Linked DNA regions of Homo sapiens: region 2 is linked to region 1. Evidence: chromatin loops called from intact Hi-C (ENCODE). Cell type or tissue: HepG2. All regions are shown on one strand.

What was found. A loop is a pair of places that touch in the nucleus more often than their neighbours do. Peaks named below come from ENCODE experiments on the same cell type or tissue, not always from the same donor. Only the 100,000 strongest peaks of a DNase experiment are listed, where the experiment ranks them.
Region 2: it touches region 1 in a loop (12-fold over the local background); 3 of 110 quality-filtered maps call a loop at or near these places.

The regions. Positions count from the first base shown.
Region 1 is chr5:95,954,379-95,956,878 of GRCh38, reverse strand. The region is part of intron 1 of ELL2 (elongation factor for RNA polymerase II 2); the gene reads left to right. Among named protein-coding and RNA genes, the nearest start is that of ELL2, 6.2 kb to the left of the region's middle. In HepG2, no CTCF peak of the experiment used is centred here; no DNase peak of the experiment used is centred here; H3K4me3 peaks cover 841 bases.
Region 2 is chr5:96,198,636-96,201,135 of GRCh38, reverse strand. The region is part of intron 1 of LOC101929710 (a long non-coding RNA gene); the gene reads right to left. It also overlaps a transcript of CAST not described here. Among named protein-coding and RNA genes, the nearest start is that of MIR583, 120 kb to the right of the region's middle. In HepG2, no CTCF peak of the experiment used is centred here; a DNase peak (open chromatin) is centred at 1,225; H3K4me3 peaks cover 830 bases.

The sequences.
Region 1 (2,500 bases):
TATATATTGCCATTTAATTTTTCATAATTTTAGATGCTATTTACAAAGCATAAGTTCTTATTTAAGCCTCCAAAATTATTGTCCTTCATAGTAGCTCCCTTCAATGTGTTACTTGACCTTTTGTTAAATCACTGAGTCCATAGGTCAGAGGGTAAGTGACTTCCTTGCCTTATCCTTTTTTTCTACCAGGTGAACTTTTTAGCATTTGATTCATTATAGTTTAAGACACAGAAAAGACTCATACTCTGCTTTTTTCTCTTTCTTTTTTTGCCTGCCCATATTTTGTATGTGTTTTCAATAATCTGCCTTATAAATGCAGAAGACTGTTCTTAAGCCACCACTTGAGCATCCAGACCTGCCAGCACAGCACTGCCACCACTGTTGGACATGTTTATTAAGTAAAACAGTGAGGTTTGCTTTAGCAGATTCTATTTGCTCCACTTTTAAAATGTAGCCAAGTTTAATTTAAATAAATTAATCCTACTGACTTTTAACTTAGACCCATTTTCAGTCTGTGCTTGATTTTAAAATGCTTTTTATCAAGTAAAGTCAAGTTTGTGCCCCATCCTTCAGTGTTTGGAAAGTTTATTCAGATGCCCAGTTGCTCAATGCAACGGAGGGTGTTCCTCCCTGAGAAAAGTAGTAGCCAGATTGCCTAAAAAGATAGACAGGGAAGCTTGGCACCAGAATTGGGAAGAGAAAGAAAGAACATATGTGAAGGATTGGAACATGTTCAAGAAAAGAATTTAAAAGGAAAGGGGCGTAGAATTCTTGGAATGACTTACAGAAAAGCTTACCAAGGACAATCACCAGATTCAGCCTTTCCATTTGCTCCATTTGCACTTGTGAAAAATTACAGAAGCTGTGTTCATAAGGCTTATTAGGTAATTGGTGATAAAGCCAGCAGAGAGAGGAAAATGAGAATTTCAGCTGAACTAAGGCTAGGTCACTTTTAACAATTTGTGATGACCCTTTTCTCTGCAACAGAGAAGCTTAGGAGCCCGGCACTAGATCCAGCCCACCATTTGCTAGATTGGGCCAAATGTATTTTAGATTGTTTGAGAAAATGTCCCTAAAATGTGATATTATGGACATTCCTACACTGAAGATGAACTAAGTCTTACAATAAAGAAAACAACATGTATATAACCCAACATCTGACTGTCCTGCATACCTCAGCTCCATACAGAATTTCCTATAACTTATGCACAAATTTACCGCAGTTCTGGAGTAGAATATAATAAATTAATGTCCATGTCTTTAGAGCAAATTAAAGCTGGAAAACACAGCATAACTCGGGTCAGGTTACCAGCGAGGATTGCTATCTCTGTCTTTTTTTATCTCCTTCCTTCTTTCCTTCCTTCCTATTTTTTTCTGTGGCAGTACTATGGCTCTTGAGAGCCAATGTTAAATCTTCAGGAAGAACTGGTTTAAGAGTTGCCACTAATACTTTGCCAGCAAAGACCAAAACTGGCATTTGCATGGTTTAATTCAGGATATAAGAAAAGGGAATTTTATTAATTAAGCTATAAGCTCCTTGAAGATTCATGAATAAAATTATCACCTTGAATTGACCTCTACAGAAAGGGCATTTGGCTGCTGGTTTCATAGTAACTAGATTGTTAAACAAATGGCATGAGTTTCTTTCCTTCACAGGGATCCTATATGTTATTGGTCTAAAATCCTTGGGTCTTAAAGGATTTTAGCAAGATTTTAGCAGACAGAAACTGGATGGGGACCACATCTCCAGCAGAAACAATGGCATAGGTAAGCAAAGAAGAGTGGTAGCTAGGGCAAGCTCCAAGAATTGCCATAAAGACCCTGTTCTGCTTAACATGAAGGGCAAGAGAAAAATGTAGTTGAGTTTAAGAGAGAAAAAGTAGGTCAGAGCAGATTCATTACCTTACTAAGAAGTTTGGATTTTATTCTGTAAACAGAGTAGAAATATAAGGTAATTTGATCTACGTTTTAGGATTATTCTGGCCCTGGTGTGCAGGATGACTATAATGTGAATCTGGAAGGAGATAGACAAGTTAGGAAGAAGTTTGTGGTCCAGGCCAGAGATAACTGGAGTCCACCCTAGGGTGTTGGTGGGAGAGGTAGGAGATGAATAGAGTCTATAGAATTTAACAAGATATTGGCCGGGCGCAGTGGCTCATGCCTGTAATCCCAGCACTTTGGGAGGCCTAGGCGGGCGCATCACGAGGTCAGGAAATCGAGACCATCCTGGCTAACACGGTGAAACCCTGTCTCTACTAAAATACAAAAAAAAAAAAAAAAAAGAAAAAAAAAAAAGAAAAGAAAATTAGCCAGGCGTGGTGGCAGGCGCCTGTAGTCCCAGCTACTCAGGAGGCTGAGGCAGGAGAATGGTGTGAACCCGGGAGGCAGAGCTTGCAGTGAGCCAACATCGCACCACTGCACTCCAGCCTGGGCGACAGAGCAAGACTCTGTCTTAAAAAAAAAAAAAAAAAAAAAGAATAATTTAACAAGATATTTTAAA
Region 2 (2,500 bases), 240 kb before region 1:
ATTCATTTTATTGCAGATAATTCTAAACATCTCTTTGAATAGACTAATTCACCAACATTTATTCCTGACTCAAAAATACTTTGGATATCTGCCTACTTTTCTCTGGAAAGCAGTCCTTTTCAATGCTCTTTTATTATTACATGACTTGAAAAGCCACACGTAGATGTGAATCTGTGTTTAACTCCTTTAAATTCCTATTATTTCTAGCCAAAAAGAACCTTCCTTTATAGTTTTATAGTAGATCAGACTTAAGCTGGGGATAACATACTGTGGCTGCTGGCCAACATTTATTAGGCTAAGGGTGTCTAGTGCTGTGCTAAGCATTTAATATGTCATTTACTTCTCCTAACAACCCCTTTACAGTAAGGAAACTAAGCCACAGAGGAACTAAGCAATTTCCCCATATTATACAGCTAGTAAGTGAGGAAGACATGTTTTGAATGCAGGCAATTAGATTCCAGAGTTGAGCATCCTTGATCAACACAGTATAAGAAGAAGCAGGAGCTTATTTGTGTTCAATTAACAGGTAAGAATTAAAGGATATCCTGTATCTAAAAAGTACCTTAGAGCTCCCATTACACTCATTATCTGTTTATTGAACACATATGATGTTCCAGGTACTGTTCTAGGTTCTGGGAAGGCAAGTAAGGGACACAGTCTCTTTCCGGTTGGCAGATATAGCATCTAGAAACTTACTCTAGTGTTCTAGGGCAACTTTTTCCACTACTCCAAATGGGGGAAAACTGACTAGCCCTTTTTCGGTTTGAATTCTGGATTCTGAGCAATCATCATCTTAAATGAATTTCAAAATAGACATATCTATAGAGAGGAGGACATCTACTGCTTTCTTCCTTCTGGATTCCCCTGGGGCAATATTTGATCTCCTTTGACATCCTATCCTTATAAGGATAATAATAGAGAAAGGAGAAGGTGGAAGATGGGAGTGAAGCACATGGGTGATTTGGGGTACAGGTATCATGCAAACTTCCCATTCACACGGGCAGCTTTGTCCTGTTACTGCAGGGTTACCTCTGAGAAAGCTGGTGTTCAGCGCCGATGCCCCCAGACTAGCTGTTTTATCTACAAATATGTTTTAGAAGGCATTTCCAGTTATAGAGTGGCCTTATTTATTATCATATTCAAGAACAATAGTAACAGTAACTGAACTTTGTACCTTTCTAGACTAAGTTGTACTTTAAAGGGAGGTTAATAAGTAACCAAAGAGAAGGCTACCGGAGAACTAAAGCTGGAATAGTAAACTGTACTAAATGCTCAAACAAGCTGAGAGAGAAAAATATTTTCACCATAAAATTATTGACATATGTTGAAAGGTTGGTCTGCTGTAGGTGGAGTTAGTGACCCCATCCCATCCCTGCTCTGCTAAGATTTCAAGGTAAAATAAGAGTTTTCTAACAACAACAAAATACAGTTATTTCCTCTTTTCTCTGAAAACCAAAACTCTGAATATTCAAAGTCATCCTAATGTTCTCAATTACTTATTTTTAAATTTATTTTCTTATTGTGTAATATGTGGCCTTAAATTTTTTTTTCTGGAACAAAATTCATTATGTATTTTAAATAGAAGCAAACAGACCAAAAAAATAGGTACATCAAGAATTGGGAGAGTCCTCTGTAAAGATTTGGTCTATGTAAACCTACAACTTCCTTTGGGAGAAATCATATTTAAGCTGTGTTCGGTCACTTTCACTTTAGTGTGAAGGAATATTTGAATCTTTCTGAAGAACAGATTTTTACTAGAAGACAGAAAGTAATATTTCTCATCCTTTTTTGAGAAGTAAATGTTTCCAGTCCTTTCCTTTGTTCTTTTTTCTTGTTCTTGGCCCAAGAACAGGACTGCTTTAACTTAAACAATGAACACCAAAGCCTTTCTTTCTCAAAAATAAAATGATGAGATATATCCATCTTCTATCTTGTGAGAGAGAAATCATACTTAAATCTCAAATTTAAAGAGAATCTCTCCTACACACTTTTATTATACTCAAGGGAAAATAATCAAGTTGACCAGCCTATAGTCACATAACCCATGAGAATAATGTCAAAGGGTTTTTATCAAAGAGATTATAGAAAACCAGTCCCTTTGGCTCATGGAGTATGTCTGGTTTTTCTTTAAACCTTCACCTCTTCTGTGTTTAAGTCATAAGACCAGTAAGACATGATGCTCAGAGCTTACTATTTTAAGTCTAGGAATGATATGGAACATGAAAAATGGACATGACAGCACACAATTGTGCTTTGGGGAAACCATGATGTAATATCCTGAAAAACAAATTCAAGTCATAAAAATGTAGTTTACTGACCCCTGGAGAGAACTGTATCCACAGGTCCGGGAATGATGTCTTGTCAAACACCCTCACTCCACGTCTGAGCCCTTTTGCTCCATGTGGTTTTTCCCTCAGGGATCATTATTGGGCTTCATAATGATTAGTTTGTGTATGAAAAAGGAAAGTTCAAGACTATAATTTCATACATACTTAGAAAA